Linked DNA regions of Homo sapiens: all the other regions are linked to region 2. A link is a loop called in an ENCODE intact Hi-C map of the cell type or tissue named here. Cell type or tissue: A673. All regions are shown on one strand.

Region 1 (8,000 bases), 810 kb before region 2:
GTGCGGTGGCATGATCTCAGCTCACTGCAACCTCTGCCTCCTGGTTCAAGTGATTCTCCTGCCTCAGCCTCCCAAGTAGCTGGGACTGAAGGCACATGCCCCCAGGCCTGGCTAATTTTTTTTTTTTTTTTTTTGTATTTTTAGTAGAGATGGGGTTTCACCATGTTGGCCAGGATGGTCTCGATCTCTTGACCTTGTGATCTGCCCACCTCGGCCTCCCGAAGTGCTGGGATTATAGGCATGAACCACCGTGCCTGGCCCCTGGCTGCTTTTGAACAGATCACTTGCAATTCTTTGAACAAGCCAATCTTTTTTAGGCTTCCAGGCCATTGCATATACTGTGTGGTTTACCTGATTAGCTTCCACTTAATCCTCAGGTTTCAAAACAAATAGCACATCCTGTAGGAAGCCTTCTCTGACTTCTCCTTTCCCCTGTGTGGGTTAATTGCCCTTGTTTCGTGTTGCACCTGGCATCTCCTGCTTCATAGCACCTTTTCACTGCAGTTAGGTAAGACCCGATAGAAAGTTAGATTGTGGGAATGGAGGAGAAGCATGGAAGAATACAGGAAGAAATCCAAAGTCTTGGTATAAAAGACAGAATCTTGCTTGTGTATGAATTTTATATCCACATTTGCTTGTAAATGCTTAAAATATCCCTGGAAGGATACCCAAAAATTCAGATCACACTTGTTTAATTCCAGGAATGAATTACACTCCAAAAAATGAGTCTGGACTGTAGACAAGATGCTTGTGAAAGGAGTCAGGGCTGGGCAGGTGGTTTGGTTTGGGTTCCTCTAGCATACACCCTGAGACCAGGACTTGGATGTAGGTAGTTTTTCCACAAGGTGATCCCAGGGAGCCCAAGTTGGGGAATGGTGAAGGTGAGACAGGGAAGGAAGGAAATCCAATAAGTGTTGCCATTCATGAGCAGGTCACTGCTGCAAGCACTTGGGGTTCAATCCTGCTGGGGTGTCTCTGAAGAACTACCTCAGCATCACACCAATGGGGCTTGAGAAGGCTGGGCCACTGTCTACTGTCTACTGACTCCTTTCAACCACTCCTGTTGTTTACACCTCCTGTTTGTGCTATAGCAAGTCCTATGGTGGATGGTGCAGAAGGCTAGGCATAAGCCTAATACAGCATAAGGCATAAGCCTAAATGCTTATGGCTAGATTGACACTACCAGAGGAGAGGGGAGTCTTCATGTTTTCTACTGGAGACTGAGGTGGGCAGTTGTTGGCCTGCTTAACAGCTGGGGACCCCAGGAGGCAGACGGCACACAAAGAGGGGCATAGATAGCACCTCCTCTGGGTGGGGTCAATAAATCCACTGCAGCTCACATTGGCATGGGATCTGTGTGCTTCTGCTGCTGATGCTAGAGGCACCGTCCTCAGAATCCACCTTCTGATAACAAAGAGAGCTGTGGCAGCCCAGTCTTCCTGGAAACGAGCATGAGCATCATTTTGAGGCAGATAAAGGAGGGATTACCACCTCCCCTTTTCAAGATGAAGAGTTAAAGCTCAGAGATCTTATGTCACTTGCTTTTGAACACCCAAGTCCTGCTAAATCAAGACACTTAAAAACATCCCAGTTGTTTTTTTTTTTAAATTATGTCTTAGATGCCAGGACCCAGAAAACATCTGCTAAGTACACATATTAATGAACCAGTGCTTCCTTGTCTCCATGCACAGATGTGAATGGGAACTTTAGGTTGTTCTTCTTGCTAATCCCTAGCCAGAGTTTCATGGGCAATGACTGGAATTTGTGTGCTAGCCAGCCATTTCCTAGAGTTGACATTTTTCAGCATCAGACAGAAAGATGCTAATGGGTGATAGTTTCTTCAGATACATGAAAGTCTCTAAGCAGAATCAAAGATGCCTCCTCTTTGCATAGTGGGAGCTCCATGGCACCAACTCAAGTCCTGGCAAACACTAAGTGTTGCTAATGCAACCTAATGGGCCATAGCAGCTGAGATACCTGGATGCTGTGAATTTCAGAGGGATTTCCATGTGCCCGTTCAGTGGGCTGAGTGGACCCAATAAGGATGTAGTGGTCACAATTTGGACTCTTCTTTTGTATTGTCCTTCTCCTGCAGTTCCTGCTGGACCACGACTGTGTTTATACTCTGTCACCTCATCCTCCTGGCTGTAGCTGATTAGAGCACTGGTGAATCATGAGATTTAATCCTTGACTGGGATGATTGAATGAGGGTCCCTCTGGAGACTATGAAGTAATATATACAGAAACTATAATCAGGTGGTGGTGCTTGGACTGGAAGGCCATACGGAGTCAGTTCAGACCTGGGGACTTTGCAATTCAAAAGGAAGTCATGGGTTTCAGTAGGAATTCTTTCTACCGTAAGTGACAGAAAATTAAAAACAAATTAGCTTATACACAAAAAAGGGGATTTACTGGCTCAGGCAACTGTAAAATCCAGGCTAATGTAAGCATCAGGTGTCACTTGATACAGGGGCTCAAATGATGTCGTGCAATCTATTTCCCTGTCCTACTCCATGTGCTGGCTTTATTCTCAAACAGGATTTGTCTTGGTCATTGGAAGATGACTCCAGCAGCCCCCAGACCTATCTCCCTTATCTTGAAATCTCCTTAGTAAAGCGAGGCTTTCCAAAATACCCCAGCAAAAGCCTCTCTGCATCTTATTAACTGTAGGTCAATGGGACTTTAACCAAATCATATGAACTGACAAAAGGGAAGGAGAGGATCCCCAAACATCTGGAAGAAGAATGAATGTGTGGTGAGTAGTCCACATCACCATTACTAAGTGGAGGATGGTTTTATGCAGAGAAGGAAATGGAGCTGGTACCCAGGGCAAAACAGAAATTAGAAAACCATGGTCATATAGGGAGGCTAGCGAAGGAGAGAGGGGAGGGAGGAAAGGAGTGATAAAGAAACTCCCATAGCGTCTCCCTTTCTTAGTTTTATACTGTCTTAGTCTGTTTGAGTTGCCATAATGAAATACCATAGACTGGTTGGCTTACAAACAACAGAAATGTATTTCTCACAGTCCTGGAGGCTGGGAAATCCAAGATCAAAGCATTGACAGGTTTGGTGTCTGGTGACAGCCTGCTTCCTGGTTCATATTTGGCTGGGTTTTTTGTTGTTGTGTCCTTACATGGGGGACGAAGCAAGGCGGGGGGTGGGGGTCGCTGGATTCCCTTCTATAAGGCCACTGCTCCTCTTCATGAGGGTTCCATCTTCGTGACTGCATTTAATCCTAATTACATCCCAAAGGCCCCACCTCCTAATATTAGATTGGTTCAAATGTAATTGGAGTTTTTGCCATTAAAAGCAATGGCCATTTAATTTGCCATTAAAGGTAATGGCAAAAACCGCTATTACTTTTGCACCAACCTAATACCATCACATTAGAGGTTAGGCTTGAACACGTGAACTTAGTGGAGGGCTGGCAGGGGGCAGTCACAAACATTCAGTCCATAGCATATTCCATCCCCAGATGTCCCATATGGAATTACCTTTGTGTCCTTATAAGAAACTCCCCCCCTTTTTTTGCAAAGTGGATTCTGTTTCTTACCACCACTACACCCAAACTCAGACTGAGAAGTGCTCAGTTACCCTGGCCACAGGCACAGATGGCTGGATTGACACTACCATGAGGCAAACCATGTGTCTAGATGCACTTTAATAGATGAATCATGAGCATTAATTTCTCAAACTGCAATTGTCTCCCCAGTTACTAAGCACTGTTAGTCCTAATTAACCAGTTTGCAGGCAATTTTTCAACCTATCAAGTAGAGAAATAAAATAATGAACCCAGTTGAGGAGGAGTGGAAAGGTGGTGAGTTCACTGGGGAACTAGTGTTTTATTACCAATTCCACTCATGGTTGAGCTGCAGAGGGTTTTTTCTTCTTTATTTTATTTTATTTTCCTTTTTTTTTGCCACCTTTCCCCTAATCATACCTTCAAGTCAGGAGAATCCTGTCAGGATATTAAGATGAAAGATGCCTCTAAGTTTCCCTAATAAAAGAGCTCGATTTAATTCATGATTACACCCAGTTAATTTGGATGCCTTAATGATCCCGTTTGCAGGGAAAAGAAATCAAATGAATGTGTTATGCCCACCTTATTTGATAGCATCTCAAAGGAGTTTCTGTATTAGGAAACAAAATATTAAAAACCTTATTGCTCTGTTTCCAGATGTGTGTTTGGACGCTGGCATTCTTTCATTTTGATGACTTGAATCAACAGGAAGTCTGAAAGGAAATAAAGGGGCAAACCAGCTCATTAAAATTCCAGAAGTCCTAAGTCCCTCATTATACGGCCTTGTCTGGTTTTCCACTTTCCCCTTCTCCCGCTGCTGCCTGGACCACATACAGCAGGTGCTCAATAAATGCCTGTTGAAGAAAGGAGAGCTCCCCTCCGGAGCTCAGCACTCCCGCCGCTGCCCCACCTTGCTGGCCCCTTGGGGGCGCTGCTGCCTCTCAAACACTTGGCGCAGATCTGAGCCGGCTCTCTCTGTTCCTGGGTTTTCTTGAGCAGAGCTGAGAGGCTGACATTTCCACAAAGAGCATCGCTGAAAATGTGTGAGAAGCTGGGGAAATAAACAAGGAAAATACATGACTCTATAAAATATCCATGTTTCCATATGAACTCCAGAACTCTAGTCAAGGTGGCCGAGAGATTTGCCAGACTCAACTTTTTCTGGCTTCTGGCCACTCCTAGCTCTGTCTGCATCTCCCCTCTCCAGCTCCACGTGGCCAGGGCTACCTGTTTTCCGTGTTGAAGGAGCTCTCTGCTGGGCACTTTCCCTACCTCCTAAGATTGTACGAGAAAAATCTTCCTCTTTCATGAATTCAAAGGCTTTGAATTTGCCAGTCACATGTCTGGCAGCTGGTGTCAGCTGTTGGCTGAGGCATCTTGGTTCTGCATGTGGCCTCTCACGTGGTTTACTGTAGACCAGCTCCCTCATCAGTGGTCTCAGAGAGGAAGCCTCAGTGCACAAGTACTCATTACACTTCTGCTGGCACCAGGTTTGTACATGTACCATTGGCCAAAGCAAGTCACAAAGCCAAGCCCAGAGTCAATGAGGAGAGGCACACACAGAGTAATGGATGCATGATGCGCTGGGGTCCTTACTGTAGCAAACTACCTAGGGCAGCATGGTAGTGGCCAGTCAAGTCATTCTCAGTGGGACCCCTACCAAGTGGTTCGAGATACTGCAGTAAATGCTCTGGTAGGGTGACTGGTAGAAACATTTACGAGATTGGTGCAAAAGTAATTGTGGTTTTTTGCCATTAAAAATAATGCCATTAGGCCAGGCGCGGTGGTTCACGCCTGTAATCCCAGCACTTTGGGAGGCCGAGGCGGGTGGGTTACCTGAGGTCATAAGTTTGAGACCCGTCTGGCCAGCATGGTGAAACCCCGTCTGTATTAAAAACACAAAAATTAGCCAGGTGTGGTGGCACATGCCTGTAATCCAAGCTAGTTGGGAGGCTGAGGCAGGAGAACTGCCTGAGCCTGGGAAATGGAGGTTGCAGTGAGCTGAGATCACGCCACTGCACTCCAGCCTGGCCAACAGAGTGAGACTCTGTCTCAAAAAAATAAACAATAATAATAATAATGATAATGCCATTGAAAGTATTTGTTTATTGGATCTTTTTAGATTTTGTTGATCTTGTGGGACCTGAGAAAGAAAGAAAAATCTGTGGGTTATAGAGAGGCCTGCATGCTATGTTCTGTGTACAGGCCTTGCTCCCTGTAGCCCAAGGGGGATGGGAGTGAGAGGAACCCATCTGAGCCTCGACTCTGCTGCACTGGGAGGGAAATTCTTGTAGGTCTCTTCTGCATCTGTGTGGGATGTAGCTCCTTTCTGGACCTCATCTCAGGGGTAATTCTTTTTAATAAAAAGAAAAAACAAAGCCCTGTTGAACTAGGTCGAGATAGAATGTGTATGAGCACATTTGTGTGCTGAGAAACTGGATCCACTATACCAGTATCCTAAAGATGGGAGGAATTACAGTCAAGTAAGCTGGTAGAAGACAAAGGTCTCTGAGATGGGACCACCCATCTTCTCTGGGAGCTTCTGTGTTATTTTATATCTATGTGACTGATCACCTTAGCGTGTGCTTGTGTGCATGTGTGTAAGTGTGTATGACAGCGAGAGAGAAAGGGAGAAGGAGGGAGGAAGGGAGAAGAATATGGAATGTGTACATGAAGCAGATATTGCTAGTTCTCCCAGCACAGTCCCTCAGCCCACCCTAGACTGTAACCTGCACAGAGTTCCTCCCTGTAGCAGTCCCTGGTGCCCAGCACATCTCTCCCTTAGCCATTTCCCTGAGGGGGTTTTCATGCATATGTGGGGTCAGACCAGAAGCACCAACAGGGTAAGCCCACAGGAGGGATCCTCCACCCTGGAATTGGTGCATAAACGCTGCAGCCTTCTTCTCCCTCCTTGGGACAATTCTGAAGCACGTCCCACACTGTCTCAGAGGATCCCAGCAGCACTAAGCTTCAGCTGCCCACAGCAACAGTGCACTTATTAGCACACACTCTGTTGGCTTTTCTCTTCCCTGACTCACTTCTCCACTCCCTCATCAGGCTTCCTGGGATCATCTCCCAAATAAACTGCCTGCACTCAAGAACTTGACTCAGAGTCTGCTTCTGAGACACCAACTGGAGACAGCAGAGGTGGGTATAGTGAGATCGTCTGTGTGTTTGTGAAACTATTTTATTCACAAATTGAGGAAGATGTGTGTGTGTGTGTGTGTGTGTGTATGTGTGTCTAAGAGAGTGAAAGAGCAGCAGAGGGTGGAGGGAAGAAGAGGAGGAGGAGGATAGAAGGAAAGAGAGGAGGGGCAGGGAAGAGATGAAAGAGAAGAGAAGGTGAAATCTGCTGACATCTTGAGCACCCACCTATGCTTCTTGGACCTATGAAATGTCACTTCCTCCTGAAGGTGGTTCTGATCCCCCAAACACAGATCCCCACTCTCAGCTCAGTAGGATTAACCCCTCCCCACATCCTGCCCAGACTATCAGGGCATTTGAATGGCAGCTGTTTTCAGATCCATCTTTTTATTCTTTGGTCCTGAGTGCCTCATTTGACCCTGGCATGTAAACTGTGTCAATGAATAAATGAAAGGAAGATAGAATGGAGGAACAAATGTCAGCAGCATAAAAATAATTGAAATTTGAAAAGATTTAGATGCTTTCAGAGGAAAAAGCACTTTGGGAGGTCAAAGTGGGCAGATCGCTTAAGCCCAGTTTAAGACCAGCCTGGACAGCGTGGTGAGACCCTGTCTCTACAAAAAATGTGTTAGCCAGGTGTGGTGGTGTGTGCCTGCAGTCCCAGCTACTCAGGAGGCTGAGGTGGGAGGATCACCTGAGCCTGGGGAGGTTGAGGCTGCAGTGAGCCAAGATTGTGCCACTGCACTCCAGCCTGGGTGGCAGAGAGAGAGAGAGACCCTGTCTCAAAAAAAATAAAAAAATAAAAAATAAAAATAAAAAAAAGGGTAAGCTGGATAGTGGCCCTGGGGGCTCAGATATCCTCACACTCATCTCCAAGCATTCATCTTGATGAAGAGGGACAGAAAGGGTGATGATAGTAGTGGCAGGAGGGGACAGGCCCCTGAACCCAAGTTGTAAGAAGCCCTCCTACCCTCTCTGGAGTTAACTGTTGCAGACACAGAGGGGAGCCGCACTCCCTGGGCAGCCTCCAACCCCACCTCCCTTTTTAAAGTGGTTCAATTCCCTTTTTTAGAGTTAGTGGAGTAAGCTGATAATTAAGCAATTAAGCATCAAAGGGAGGCTCTGAGAGCCTTGCCACTTGTTCAGAGAAAAACAGGGGAGAAATCACAATGGAGATAAAGGACACTTAATCTGAGCCCTCCTTTCAAAGGCTGTATGGGTCCCAGGGTGCTGGGGCTCCGGAGGGTCTAGTGTCCATGTCCAGAGAGCTGTGGATGTGGAGGTGTGAGCAAGTCCTGGACATACCCCAGCCTTGGGGGACTTGGCTTCCAAGAGG
Region 2 (8,000 bases):
AAAACATGCCAGTCCAGGTCCAAGATACTGGGAAGAAAAAGATGAAAAAGGCAGCTTCTTCCTTCCAAAACATCACAGTCCGTGGGCTAAAGAGAAGCAAGAAAAATAAAAAATCACAGTACAGTGGGGCATATACGATCACTGAAATCTGTGGGAAGTTTTTAAGAGCAGATTGGAAGAAGTCCATGTTGTTTGACTGTGTCAGTTATCTCAGTGTGTGTTAACATAAATGCAGATCTTTCCATGTGAAATTCTTAGATGTTAATATCAGGACTACAAGTATTTCTCTCGACCTGGAAGAAGTGGTTCATAGTGCCATGTGTAATTCCAAAAATTTAAGCTAAAGCTTTAAGACTCCTTAAGGTGACCTTTTCTTCAACAAAAGGCAACCTCAACTGAGCCACTTCTCTGCCCACTGGAAAAGGGCATGCTCTGCAGCTGGACTTGCCATACGATAAAAAGTCCAAAATGTCAAGGAGCCATTGACTTGCATGTTTGTGCCAATATATTGCAAATATGGTTTTTTGTAGTGGTAGGGCTGGGCTCAGCCCCAAAGTGCCAGATGGTGCTGAGTACTCAAGAATAAAGCCATCTGCAGAACAACTCCTTCTACGGCCATTACAATTTGTACTGATTATAAGCCTCTATCAGAATGTCTTTAGGACTCTTATCTATGGATAATCCCATACTGTTCATTACAGCTCTGGGTTTAAGACCATAATGACAGTTACAAGAATGGGAAAACATATTGAAGCAATAGTCTCCACACCACCCACAGACGCAGGTTCTAGTTCCCATTATGCCATATTCATTGGAAACTCATAGACTGGAAGACAATTGAGACCTACTCGGGAAGGTGAATCTAATGACACAAGGAGCTCCATGAGATTGTCTCTGGTTTTGAATAAAATCTGAAGGAATAAAATATTAGAAGATTATTTAATATTAAATAAATATGAAAATTAAATACAGGCCAGGCACAGTGGCTTACACCTATAATCCCAGCACTTTCAGAGGCCAAGGTAGGCAGATATTTTGGGCCCAGGAGTTCTAGACCAGCTAGGGCAACATGGTGAAACCACATCTATACAAAAAATACAAAAATTAGCTGCCTATAGTCCCGGTTATTCCAGAGGCTGAAGTGGGAGGATCCCCTGAGCCTGGGGAGGTTGAGGCTGCAATGAGCCATGATCACGCCACTGCACTCCAGCCTGGGTGACAGAGCAAAACTCTGTTTCAAAAAAATAAAGTGGCCGGGCGTGGTGGCTCACGCCTGTAATCCCAGCGCTTTGGGAGGCCGAGGAGGGTGGATCACGAGGTCAGGAGATCGAGACCATCCTGGCTAACACAGTGAAACCCCGTCTCTACTAAAAATACAAAAAATTAGCCAGGTGAGGTGGCGGGCACCTGTAGTCCCAGCTACTTGGGAGGCTGAGGCAGGAGAATGGCATGAACCCCGGGGGGCGGAGCCTGCAGTGAGCAGAGATCGCACCACTGCACTCCAGCGTAGGTGACAGAGCAAGACTCTGTCTCAACATAAATAAATAAATAAATAAATAAATAAATAAATAAATAAATAAACAAACAAATATAAATTAAAGTAAAGTAAATACAAATCTCATTTGGCCAACTATGAGAGTCTTCTGTCTTAGACCAATAAGCTTACTTGACCACAGATGGCCCATGGATTGGGTTTGGCATCCCAGGCTCTTTCATGTGTAATATTTGGGTGCTGCTTCTACCAATAAAAACTCCACAGTGTTTATTTGATCCAAGCTGTAAGGATGTGTAATACCTTATAAGAGGATGTTCTGTAGGTGATTAAATTCTTTGCTGAATCAGTTTTGGCCCCAGTAGGTTGATACTTTATTTCTTTACAGTGCTCAAAACATTAAGGTCCTCATAAAATGAATTAATGATCCATTGTAAAATGCCCTTTATGGAAAAAAATCACTTTTATATTCCAGGAAACTGATATTACATTATCTTTACCATCATAATATGATAGTATCTAAGAACTATTTGCATAGAAACACTAGCTAGGCTGGAAGCTACGTGATGACCAACAACTTATTTGATATTAGGAGTAAAATAAAATATGAGAGTTATTTAACTTAACCTATTGAAACACCCTTTGGTGGAACAGTCAAGATACCAAAAGACTTCACAGAATCCATATGCCATGTGGGTTTCTGGATTGTAGTAGTTGCGTCTCAAAATGCTCAAAGGAATCCTAAACCTATTTTAAATTCCTACTGCCATAACTGAAACTCTCTGTCAGCTGTTTGCAACAAAAGGCTTCCCAGAAATAATTTTTGGGACATTTATGTCAAAGAGATTTAAGGAAAATTGTCGACAGGAACCTTATCTGAACTGTCTCTATCACTCTCCAATCATGCACCAGTGAGTATCAGTATGAAAGTGATATACTGTTGATCAAGGGTGCCTTATGGTGTTGTAAGAAGAGATCGACCAGAAAGAACATTTTAGTTTCCACTGATTGACAGGCCATGGAAGGTATAACTCAACCATATCATTCTGGACTTAACCACTGTCTTCTAATACAAATATTTCATGATAAAAGTATTCCACATATGGTTTCTTCTCGGCCTATACTTTCTTCCTTTTGACCAGGAGTGTTAACCTTTTTTCAGCAAAGGGATTGGACCTGCCTTAAAATGGAGCTCAAGTTCAATGCCACATAAAGTTCGCAGTGCTGATTGGCTTTTGTGATCATCACTTCAACAATAAAATTAGATGTTCTTCCAAGAGTGGGGCATGTCAAGGCAGAAAAATCCATCCTAGAGCCTCTTATGACTGACCTAGACTCTCATGCTAAAAATTTATCATAGACAAAACAGTGAAGAGCGATATTCACTGATCACTGTTGTGAGACCCTGGCATTTTTATAAACACTAGAATATAACACAAAGCCCTATTGTCAGGAAAAGAAAAAGACCATGTAAATAACTGAAAGAGAAGTCTCCTGTGTATCAGAAATTGGAGATCACTCAATGAGAATGCTAGTCCGGAGGGTGGAGAGGATGTTTTTATTTTCCTGATAAACATGCATAATGGCTGAGAAACCACTACTAACTGTCTTAAAGGTAGAAAATTATGGGAATATTCTAAAACAAAAATGGAGGAAGGGAAGATCCAATGGGTGATTTCACATGTTATCTCTGTGAGTTTCTGCTTCCTTTTGTCTTTCAAAGGGAAGGTCACCAGCAAGACAGCCAAGTCTTCCTTTGTGAGATTTCCTTTGCTTTCTTCATGATGTCTTCATAAAATCAGATACATCTTCCCAAACAGCTACATAAATAATAAAGTGATACACTCCCTACATTCCATAAATATATTATCTTTGTTCCAAGAAGTTAATCTTTAGAGATCTGTTTTTAAAGGATCAATACCAAGGAGGATATATACAGAGTCCTGGATTTACACATGTCAGATACTTTAATTTCAAGACTTTTTACTCAGGGTCGGTTCCTGTACTGTAGCCAGTCTTTAGGTGGCAGTGATGGTTATCTGACAACTTCAAAATGAAGAGGTCCCTAAACCTGCCAGATCCCCTTAACCAAAGGCCAAATTCCACAGTGCCAAGACCGATTTGATTTCATTTTATTTATGTAGAACAGTGACACCTAGTGGCAGGGAAGGCAAATCACAAAAGAGAATTCTCTGGTGGCACCTCCCCCATCTCATCGGGATTAGTGAAAAAAGTGACCCAAAAAGGGCTTCGCTCTTTTCTCGGCTGAGTGTTGGCCTTATTTTGAAAGTCTGCAGTGATTCGTGGTTAAGAGCCATCTCAGTGGGCTGGACCTATTCTAGCTTCTCTGGAAGGACGCAAACCCAGTTATAGATCTCAAGAGTGGGCGGGTCTAGGAAAAGACTTAGAAGGGACTGGTGTTCTAAAGACAGAGCGTGAGAAATAAACCCACCCCAGATCCTAAATAGCCAACTAAGGACACTGTGGAATTATCCAAAGACTCCAGGGTAAATAGCATGCTGAGGAAATTTTACCAGTAACAGAGAGATGGAAGAATGAACTGCAAATATGAATCACGATCCTATATTTGTTGGTTTTCTGCCATTAGACTGAGCTCCTTGAGAGCTGAAACTATTATCTTTGCCTTTTGTTAGAACCAGCCACATATGTCTGACAAATGGCAGGTGCATAAGTAAATGCTGAATGAAAGAGAGAGAGAGCATGCAATAAAGAGAATGAATCGGGTCAGATAAGTACTTCTGGGAAAACTAACTAAGATAAGAAGAAGCCTGCACTGTAGTCCCACTAAAGCTAAGATAGCTTTTAGCAAACTTGATGTAGTTAAATAGCAGCGGTAGTCGTTAATATCGACTGAATAAGTAGGATACACGATTCCAGCATATTTCTCTATTAGTATTCCTGTTTAGCATCTGGGAAACCAAAGCACATTTACATAGCTGAGAAGCTGCAGAGTTGGGGTTCTAACCCAGGCAATCTGGTTCCAGGGTCCGTTCTCTGCACCTTCATGCTGGGCTGCCTCCTTTCAATTAAAGTGGTTATTCACTGGGAAAACATGGACATCAAGATGGCAACAGTAGACACTGCGGACTACAAGAGGGGGAAGTGGGGGAGAGGGAGGTGGGTTCAAAAACTACCTTTCGGGTACTATGCTCACTATCTGGGTGATGGGACCATTCCTACACCCAACCTCAGTGACATGCGATTTACCCATAAAACAAAGCTGCACATGTAGCCCCTGAACCTAAAATAAAAGTAAAAAAATAAATAAATAAAGTGACGATTTAAGTCCCAAGAGAAGTATTTAATATGCAACAGGATTTTTTTTTTAAAGAGTGAGACCTGTCAGTGCATTTAAAATATGATTTACACATATTTCTTCAGTGAATCTGTTATATAGGACCTGTACCCTAACATGCGCCTTACAAAGGACTATCCTGGTTGGAATATTCACATATCCCATCAAATAGATAGCCATAGGTAGGCACTGAGCTCTCCCCATCTTAAAGACATTTGGCTACTATAATGTCAGCATATCTGACATGAGAAAGCGTTCTTATTCTCTGCTCTCTCCCCATGCCCTAGTCTTTTTAAAAACAAGATTCTTTCATTCCTTAAGAGTTCCTGGAAAATTTCTGGAAAATAATCCTCATCATTTTTTTCACATATTCCTTATCCAGCAAAAAACACTTCCCCCTGAGTCTGTACATAATCCCGGTTTGCCTACCTAGGGCCTTGTTCATCCAAAATGAGAGGAAAGCAAGATGTGGGTGTGGGTTCACACCCAGGATCCTCATGTGATTCCTCTGAACGTGAATGAGCTGAATGGCATCCAATGAGTTTTTTGACACAATGATCGTCTGCAGCAGAAATCTCATGGCTGACCCTAGTCCCCAAGGTAAGGTCAGCTGTTATACTGGAGAAGGGGATCTGCCATCGCCTAACTCCATTGGAAATCATCCATGAACTGCGGATTGGAAAATCAACCATGACTGGTCTCAACCCATACTGACCTGGAAAGATCTGGGGACAAAATGAGTCCCAAGAGAAGAGGTGAGCACAAAACCACATAACAATGCCTCTCTGAATGTCCTTTCTCATTACGATGGCCAGTGTTACTGATGAACCAGTTGTCGAGTACATTTTGGGAGGTACCATATCCATAGTCCTGAAGTCACCTTAACTATAAATTGTGTAGGCTTCCTTTAATATGAATTCTTGCTACCTTGGGTTTTCTGTTCCTTATATCCTTTATTCAAGAATTATGCAAGGTTATATTCTGGGTCTATTGTAATTTAACATTTATAGTCCATAGTGCCTCTGGGACTAGATTACCTCCCTGCATGATATTGTTTTTCATTTCTACGCTGACAAACACGCCATTTCAACTGTCACTTAAGCAGCCAGTTCAAGCTCTACTGTTATTTTAGCTCCATATTGTCAAACGGGTGGATTTATAAATGTGTTACCTGAAGGAAACATTCCCCTAAATAGCAGAAGTGGAGACTTTATTTATTTATAATTATTTGTTAGATTTGTAAAAATGTTCCTGTTGCTAAAAAGCCTCTGGCTAAATACAAATTAAAACACTTTTGAATGTAGTAAAATCAGCAGTGGCATCATTTTAATTACCCATTGGGAGATGTCAGGCAGCAAAGATGTATTTCTTTCTTTCCTTCCTTGGTTAACAGGACTGCCTGCTTAGGGATATGAACTTCCTGTCTACATGTCTACGACACAGACTGCCTGGCCCCCAGTCCATCTTCATGTGGTGCAGTCATCCATTTGAACCCCTATGCATGGGTAGGGGTCCAAAAGAAGACAGAAGGCACAGCAGAAATTTATTTTTTTGTAATTTTGGCTCCTTAGCACTCCTTCACCCCTTCCTAGTGATATCCTGATTTGGCGAGGGGAGGCCACCTGGGAACATCATGCCCTTCCGTTTTGTAGGCTTGGTAGGAAAATAATTCAGGATGATCACCTCCCAACTCAGAAGAGACCAGCTTGTTCCTCTTCTGGTCTGGACATGACTATGATTTCCGCCACCCAGCCCTCCGGAATGCCCTTGGTTTCTGTCCATTTCCAAGTATGGTCTCCTATTTCCCTTTCCTCAGTCCCCTTATTTTCCCACTAAGTTCTCTTCTGCTTCAGTGAGCCAGCGTCAATTTCTGTTGCTCGCAAGCAAGAAGTCTGACTTTTTATAGAGATGGTTAAAACAAAAACAAAACAGTGTGGCTCACCCTTTGGTATAAGAGAGAAAATGCAGATCTGTTTCCAAACCCAATCAGCCCCCGGCAAGTCACAACACATTTTTCTTCAGTGAAAAGAAACAGCACAGAATTGCCCTTATGCAGACCTGATTTTGACTTCTGACTTCTCCACTTACTGGACCTGAGCAAGTTCCTCAACCTCTCTATGCCTCCGTTTCCTCATCTGTCAAATGGGATTACTGTAAGCAGATTCCTGGGAAGTGCATGTAAAGCATTTTTCTCTATTGATGGCACATGGTAGGTACAATGCTCAATCAACGTTAGCCAACTTGATTTTTTTTTTCATCATCTGTCAACTGAGGAATAATAATATCCCCACTCACTCACAGAGTTATTTTCAGGATGAAATGTGTGAGACAATACTTTGAAATATAAAAAGAGCCTACAAGTAGGAAAGCAGGAAAAAATAGAGAAGCTGCCCTCTGGCTCATGCACAGAATTGAACTGACTCATATGGCAAGGCAGTGTTTGTTCAGCAATTCCTCTAGCAGGGGATGTTTAGCAAGTAGTCAGGAGTTTTGATGTTCAAACAACAACGGGGGAAGGAAAGCTGCCCTGGAGACTTAAGAGGCATATTTTAGGAAAGCCTCTCTTTTTAAAATTAATTAATGATGATACATTTTAGACATTAAATAGGCATAAAGAATCTTAGAATGAAAACCAACACACCTATCACTTAGCTAAAGAAATAAAACCTAACTCATGGTGATGAAACCCCTTGTGTAGTTTCTACCACATTCCTTCCTTTCTCTAATTTCTTTTGGGTTTTTTTCTTTGGTTGGTTGGAGGGATGGTTGGTTTATTGTTTTTTGTGTTTTGTGGTTTTTTTGAGACAGGGTCTCACTCTGTCGCCCAGGCTGGAGTGCAGTGGTGCGATCTCAGCTCACTGCAACCTCTGCCTCCCAGGTTCAAGCGATTCTTGTGCCTCAGCCTCCCAAGTAGCTGTGATTACAGGCACGTGCCCCCACACCCAGCTAATTTTTGTATTTTTTGGTAGAGACAGAGTTTCGCCATGTTGGGCAGGCTGGTCTCGAACTCCTGACCTCAAGTGATCCACCTGCCTCGGCCTCTTAAAGTTCTGGGATTACAGGCGTGAGCCACCACGCCTGGCCTTCTCCTCTAATTTCTTATAAATATTCATCCCTACACAATATGCAACTATATACATATATATAGCATGTTTTGTATATTTTTAAATTATACTATAAATGGCTACACAT
Region 3 (8,000 bases), 730 kb before region 2:
ATAATCCAGGACGATATTTCAAAGTCAGCTGATTAGTAACCTTAATTCCATCTTCAATCTCAATCTCCCTTTACCTCATAACGTAATATATGCAGAGGTTCCAGGTTGAGAGGCTGTTGTTCCACCTATCACTTTTCCCAGCCCTCAAAAATAAATATTTTAGCATTTCTGCTCCCTGCCATTCCCTGGGACCATGATGGGTAAAACAGAAGTTCAGAGAACCTTTTCCAGATCTCAGAGTTAATAACCTTGACATTCCAAAGTAGAAGGAACTGATCCAGCAGAGAGCAGTGATGTCGGTAATACCCCTACCAATAGCAAAATTCAGAGCAAGCTACTTAAATCCCTAAGCCAATATTTATTTCCTTATCTACCAAATAAAAACAACAAGCAACCTCATAGAGAGGAAGCAAGATTTAAATGACACAAACGTACATTTGAGTAAATAAGAAGCCCCAAATAAGCTTTCACTTTACAGTCTCTTCACTTTTATCTTGCCTGTTTCAAGCTTTCTACACATCGCTACATTTTCCAGTTATTCCTTTTCATAAGATGCTGGAAGCAAAGCAATCACTCCGCTTTTAGTTCCAGAATGTTCATTGCCATGTGTATACCATGTGATTTTCCAAATCACAAGCTAATTAAATACTCCATCAGGGCAGAAGCAGTGGCTCACACCTGTAATCCCAGCACTTCTGGAGACCTAGGCAACAGGATCACTGGAGGACAGAATGTGAGATCCACCTGTGCAACATAGGGAGACCTCGTCTCCACAAAGCATTAAAAAATAGCCAGGCGTGATGGCATGCACCTGTAGTCCTAGCCACTCAAGAGGCTGAGGCAGAAGGATCACTTGAGCACAGGTGGTCAAGGCTGCAGTGAGCTACGATTGTGCCACTACACGCCAGCCTGCGTGACAGAGCAAGATCCTGCCCTCCTACGAATAAATAAATAAATACATACAACATATCCCAGCAAAGGACTAAAAGTAGATTAAGCAAGAATGTGGACATCTATCAATAGGTGCATTTCCTTGACTCTTGGTGCAAAGCATCAATTACATTAAATAATTTCTTAATAAAATTTCCTCATTATGATCCACTTTCCTTCCTTGTTCACTCTTTCTGAAAATATTATTGTGTAGGAAATAAACATTCTTTCTAAATGGCTATCAATAACCATCAAATAGGATGAACAGGGCAGAGTAGAGGAGAGACCTCTGCAGCACTGTTTTGTGGCTGTTTGATTGTATTACAGTCTAGATAAATTCAGACAAACTAACCTAGACAGCACTAATTCAGGATGCATGGATGTTTGGGTTATTTTTTGTTTGTTTGTTTAATTTTAAACAGGATCTGGCTGTTCAGTTCAACAGGAATTCAAAAAACATTTACTCAATGTCTAATTAGGATAGCCAACATTTGTTGAGCAGTTACTCCATGTCATGCACTGTGCTGGCACCCAGTGTCTCATATGGTCTGCTATAGTTTGAACGTTTGTCTCCTCCAAAATGGGGCTTCCCCTTCCATCACAAGCCCAGGGCTCTAGGAGGGTAGAATGGTTTCAGGGGATGAGCCCGGGACACCTCCCAGTGGGCTCCCTGTGCAGGGCCACCTCTGCACTCTGCTCTTCACATTCCAGCATGGCACTCCTTGGCTGCCCCAGCTGTGGCTCAAATGACTGTGGATGCACCCTGGATCACTGCTCAGAAGAGTGCATGCAGTAAACCATGGTGGCAGCCATGTGGTGCTAAATCTGCAGGTGCATAGAGTGAAGCTGTGGGGGGCGTGACAGCCTCCAGCTGGATTTCAAAGGATGTCGCAGACTGCCTGGCGGCCCAGATAGATACTTGTTAAAGGGGTAGGACTACCTCAGAGAGCCCCCATCAGGGCAATATCTGGGCATAACTGTAAGATCAGACCTGCCCCAGAGAGTCCTTACTAGACCCAGTGGAACTGTAGGGGTGAAGCCACCAACAAGACCCCAGAACTGCAGAGCTATCAACGTGTAGCACCAGCCTGGGAGAGCCGCAGATAGGAGACCCTAACCCATGAGAACTACTGGGTGGACTCAGCCCAACAACACCATAGAGGCTTTGATGGCCCAACTCCTACCCTAGTGTACCTGGAAGGCAGGACATGAAGTCAAAGGAGATTATTCTGGAGTTTAAGATTTAATGTTGTTTGCCCTGCTGGGTTTTGGTCTTATGTGGAACCAGGTACCTTTTCTTCTATGCTATTTTTCCCTTTCTGGAATGGTCTATCCCATGCCTATCCTGCCCTTGTATTTTAGAAAAAGATAAGTTTTTATTTCACAGGCTTATGGCTGGAGAAAACTTTGCCTTAGGATGAATCATGCTTTGAATCTCACCATCTGATTTAGATGAGACTCTGGACTGTAGACCTTTGAGTTGATGCTGGAGTTAAGACTGGGGCTATTGGACTGGAATGAATGTATTTTGTATATGAGAAGGACATGACTTTGGAGAAGCCAGGAGTCATGTTACGGTTTGAATATTTGTCCCCTCCAAAACTTACGTTGCAATTTAATTGCCATTGGAGGTCGGACCTTTGAAAGGTGTTTAGGTAATGAGGGCTCCACCCTCATGAATGGACTAATGCCATTATTGTGGGAGCAGATTCACCTACTCTTGCTCTCTCTCTCTCCCACCCTGTCTTTACCCTTCCCAACATATTATGATGCAGCAAGAAGGCCCTCACCAGATGCTAATCCCTCAACCTTAGACTTCCCAGCCTCCAGAGCCATGAGCCAATAAATTTCTGTTCATTATTCATTACCTTATTAATAATGTGCTATTGTCTTGTAACAACACGAAATGGACTAAGACATCATCTTTCCAACAATTCTATGACATAGGTCATAATATTATGATACATTACAAACGAACAAACTGAGGTTTAGAGAAATAAACATGCTTGTGTCCACACAGGCAGTAACTGGTGGCAACAGGTTTTTAATCCAGGTCTGTCTGATTCTGAAGCTGCATTCCTAACCACCACACAATACTGCCTGCTTCATGCCAGACCCTATGGTGAAAATTTAAGATGCAATCATAAATAGCAGGGGGCTTTGCCCCAGAAAAAGCTGAAACCATAGTTGGCTGGCCCTGATATTTTTATATATATATGTGTGTGTATTTTAATGACATACGTGTTTCCAAATTTTAAAATACAAAAGGAGATACAAGTGAAGAAAGAATTCCCTGAGCTCAGGCAATTCACCTGTCTCGGCCTCCCAAAGTGCCAGGATTACAAGCATGAGCCACCACTCCTGGCCAGCTAAATTTTTTTAGATGGAGTCTTGCTATGTTTCCAGGCTGATCTCAAACTCCTGGCCTCAAATGATCCTCCCACCTGCCCAGACTGCAGATTAGTGAACAAAGTAAAACAAAACCAGCCAACCAGCAAACAAACCACAGGCAAAACTAACCTGTGATGCTAGAAATGAGGATAGTGGTTACCCCTGGAGGAGGAGAGACTGGAATCAGAGAAAGGGAAGCTCTGGTGGGTGGAGGGAGAGATGGTGGTAATGTTCTGTGCTTTTGCCTGGATGCTGGTTATATAGGTATGTTCAACTTGTAGAAATTTATTGAGCTGTACATTGATGGTTTGTGCACTTTCAATAGATAAGTTATACACACACACACACACACACACATATATATATATATAGAGAGAGATATGTGCATATGTGTTACACTTCATTAAAAAGAGAAAAAACATACTAGCCTAAGATCTGGATGCTTGGTTCCCATATAGCTTATATAGCCTAGTCCCTGACTTAGACAAAGAACTTGGGCTCTTTGTTACCTGTGTTTCTCAGAGCTAATTTGTTTCCAAGAAACAAAAGTGCAACTCCAACTGGTTTAAGCAAAAAACAAAAAAATTTCTTGGACTCTCATTTGAATGAAAAGATCAGTCCTCAGGCATGGCTGGATCCAGACATTCCAACAATGTGCCCAGGTGGGATCTCTGGTATTTTCTTTCTCTTTCTCTACTTCTTGCCACTGCTTTCCTCTGAGCTGCCTTGACTCCAGGCTGACTTTCTCCACTGGGTGTCACTCTTACTTCCTCACTGCTGACATGTCCAGCAGAATGAGAGCTCATCTTTTTGTTTCCACAAAAGAGGAGAATGCTTACCTCATTGGCTAAAAGTGGCTCATGTGCACCTTGCTGAGCCAACTGACAAAGCCAGGGAGATGGAGTATTATGATTGGGCAGACCAGTGTCATGTATCTACTCCTGGAATCAGGGGTGGAAGCACTCCCACCCAAATCACATTGCCATAACTCAGGGAGGATACCTCCCCGGGGGAAGTTAAGGCACTGACACCAGAAGAAGGGGCACTGGATGCTGGAAAGGCATCAGTCGCTATCTGTGACATACATTCTGTGCCTCAGGGTCTCCACCTGTGATTTGGGTTGAATGCTGAACTCCAAGATACCCTCTCTTTAACACTAAGATTGCATGATTTTGGCCCTGATGCTGAAGGAATGCTTGGTGCAAGGCAGCCGGTGTCATGGCTGTGATTAGCAGAAGTGACCAATTAATAATTAACTTTCCCAAGTCTTTAATTGCTGGTAGTGTGCCTCATTGGTTCCAGAGAGAGAGAAAGATTATATTTATACAGTCATCCCTTTGTATCTATGGAAGATGATTCCACGAACCGCCCCTCCACACCCCCGCAGATAACAAGTCTCCCAATGCTCAAGTCCCTGACATAAAATAGCACAGTATTTGCATATAACCATGCATATCCTCCCATATACTTTGTCATCTCTAGATTACTTATAATATCTAATGCAATGTAAATGTTATGTAAATAGTTCTTACACTGCATGTTTTATTTGTATTTTTAATTGCCTTTTTTTTTTTTCCCATAAGAGTTTTTGTGGGATTTTTTTTTTTTTTTTTTGAGACAGAACCTTGCTCTGTCACCTAGACTGGGCCGCAGGGGCATGATCTTGGCTCACTGCAACCTCTGCCTCCTGGGATCAAGCAATCCTTCTGCCTCAGCCTCACAAGTAGCTGGGACTATAGGTGTGCACCACCAAGTCCGGCTAATGCTAATTTTTTTTTATTTTTTATTGTAGACACTAAGTCTCACTATGTTGCCCAGGCTAGTCTCAAACTCCCAGGCTCAAGTGATCCTTCTGCCTTGGCCTCCCAATGTCCCGGGACTAGAGGCATAAGCCAGCATGCCCGGCCTCCAGATATTTTTGATCCGTGGCTGTGGACCCTACAGTTGCTGGAACCCCTGGATGAGAGGGCCAACTGTATATATGTATGTGTGTGTATATATATATATGTGTGTGTGTGTGTGTGTGTATACACACACACACACACGTGCGCGCATATATATACACACACACATATATATACACATATATATGTCTCTCTACATATACACACACATATATATGTATATATTTGGAATTCATTTGTATATATGTATATACATATGCACACATATATATGCATATATATATTTGGAATTCAGGCCCCCACGCCTGGTCCTAGATATCCATATAGGTCTCAGCCTATTTGGCTTCAGTCCTAGTCCATTGTACGCTCCTATATAGTTTAGTCCCACTTCCCTCTATATATATATATAGAGAGAGAGAGACAGAGACAGAGACAGAGACAAACACAGAGAGACAGAGACTGAGACAGATAGAAAGGCAGAGAGCATGTGGCAGTTACTTTCACATATGTTATCTTCTGTAGTCTTCACACTTTCTATTTTAAAGATGATGATAAATGAGGCACAGAGAAGTTAAGTGACTTTCCCAAATCCCACAGTTGATGACAGGTCCACAGACTTAAAACCTCCTATTTAGGACTAATCTTCTCTATATATCAGGGTTTCTTAAGCTCAGTTCCGCACTGTTGACATTTTGGGCCAAATAATTCTGTGTTTTGAGAAGCTGTCCTTTGCAGGGAAGGACGTTCATTGGCATCTCTGGTCTCTATTCCCCAAATGCCAGGAGCACCTCTCCCACTCCCAAGTTGTGACAACCAAAAATGTCTCTACACATTGCCAAATGTCCCCTGAAGGACCAAGTCGCCCTGGTTAAGAACAGTTGCTATAAATACAATGACAGACACCCAGATTTGCCCCTTACCAGCTTTGTGACCATTAGGGGAGTGCTTCCTTTTCTTGAGCCTCAGTTTCCTTACCTGTAAAATGGGGATGAAAAACATAGTGCCTACCTACCTTACGGACGTAAGAGATTTAGCAACTGCCTGGTACTTTAGGCACTTTGTAAATGGTAGTCAAGTTAGTCTCTCTCACCAACCTGGATATATTTTTTTATATCCAGAGAGGATATATATATGTATATTTCTGGCAAATTAAAGACACACTGAATTGCAAATGAGGACAGGCATTTGAGGCCGCTCCTGTTGCCTAATTAGTATAACTCCATTGACAGCCCTGGCTCCTTCAAAGGCTGCTCCCCGGGATGTGGGTCCTCTACAGAGCTGGCTGGGAACTTGGAAGAGAGCCAAATGTCCAACATCAAACGTTTCAGTGCTCAGAAATGAGGCCAGGTTCTCCAATCGGGAGCCGTCTCTGTAAAAGTTCCCGTGCTTATTAAATGCCTGCAGTGGCCAGTTTAATTGGACCTGCCTCCCTCACTTCTCTAATCACGGCTGCACAGCCCTGCTCCGGCTTCGTATCCAGTCTGGGGCTCCTGCTTCAGGCTTTCTCATCTCCCTGAGGCTGACTCAATGGTGCATTTATCCGCTCTTGCCATTCCTGAGCCAATACTAATCAATAGTCTTGGTTTTTACCCAAAGGTGCTTAGAATGAAGTCATCCTTCTCCCCCAAACCCACATTCATTGTCCCTGCTATAACTAAGACCTTTGTTCATCTCTGGGTCCCCAGTGCCAGGCGTGTAGCCGAGCACAGAGTAGCTGATCAATACGTGTTGGTTAAATTGATGAGTATTCGGTGCTGGACATCCATCTTGCCCTTTGGACCTCTTGATGCTCATCAGAGGCTGAATCCAAATGCAAAGCTTGGAGACTGAAGTGGCCTTCAAGTTGCAAGTTTTCCTGCCTGTCTCAAACTATGCGCCTCATCAGAGGTTGCCATTTGTTAGCCTGCATGCCAAATATCGCTTGCAGCTGCCTTTTATCTAGCCAGATTGATGTTTGGCAAACAGCTAATTTGACAATTTTTGGACTAGGACTAGGACAATTTTTGGACTAGGGCACATATTCTCCAGTTCATTGCAATCTCCATCATCTTATAGCTATTCCCCAATCATTTCTGTTTCCTTCCTGCACACTCCAGTCATCTGAGTTGGAATCTGTGATAGGACAGGACCCACCCTCACCCCTCTCCATCAATGAGTGGTCCTAATAGGCTGTTCTACTTGGAATTCAGGCCCCCACACCTGATCATGGGTATCCATATAGGTCTCAGTCTGTTTGGCTTCAGTCCTAGTCCATTGTATGCTCCTGTATAGTTTAGTCCCAATTCCTTTCCATCTTTCCTCCTCCAGCCCTCTTGCAGCTGATGATCAATAAAGGCTGAACAGGAACAAGTCAGTGCTGCTCCCAGGGATCTCACAGCACCCTGTCCTTCACTCTTGACCTTGTCTCTGATTCTTTCAAGTCACTGTTGAAAAGCAGATCTCCCAGAGCTATCCACACTGCCTCTCAGGGTGAATGCTTCACCTTCAGCAGAGGCCCAGATATGGTAGCCCCTGCCTGATTGCAGATCTTGATAATGACCTGTAAAACAAATACTGGGATTGTCTTTTTCCCTCTGGACTCAGTTCTCAGACCACACAGGTGTCTTCTGTGGATGCCTGTCCAACCCAGCATAGTCCTATCTAACACCATCCTTACTGTCTGTCCTGACCAGTCCCAGGGAACTTTGCCCTCAAGCTGGCTGTGGAAGGACATACTCCAAGGTGACCTGAACAGTTTCAGGGTTGAGGGTGGGTCAGGAGCAGGGCAAGGTATTC

What was found. Peaks named below come from ENCODE experiments on the same cell type or tissue, not always from the same donor. Only the 100,000 strongest peaks of a DNase experiment are listed, where the experiment ranks them.
Region 1: it touches region 2 in a loop (6-fold over the local background); 4 of 110 quality-filtered maps call a loop at or near these places.
Region 3: it touches region 2 in a loop (5-fold over the local background); 9 of 110 quality-filtered maps call a loop at or near these places.

Annotation. Positions count from the first base shown.
Region 1 is chr16:26,642,255-26,650,254 of GRCh38, reverse strand. No RefSeq gene overlaps it. Among named protein-coding and RNA genes, the nearest start is that of LINC02195, 51 kb to the right of the region's middle. In A673, CTCF peaks have their summits at 4,237 and 4,447 (motif pointing right); a DNase peak (open chromatin) is centred at 4,424.
Region 2 is chr16:25,834,556-25,842,555 of GRCh38, reverse strand. All of the region lies in intron 1 of HS3ST4 (heparan sulfate-glucosamine 3-sulfotransferase 4), which reads right to left. Among named protein-coding and RNA genes, the nearest start is that of HS3ST4, 150 kb to the right of the region's middle. In A673, a CTCF peak has its summit at 3,650 (motif pointing left); a DNase peak (open chromatin) is centred at 3,635; H3K4me3 peaks cover 572 bases; H3K27ac peaks cover 850 bases.
Region 3 is chr16:26,566,062-26,574,061 of GRCh38, reverse strand. No RefSeq gene overlaps it. Among named protein-coding and RNA genes, the nearest start is that of LINC02195, 25 kb to the left of the region's middle. In A673, a CTCF peak has its summit at 4,074 (motif pointing right); a DNase peak (open chromatin) is centred at 4,101.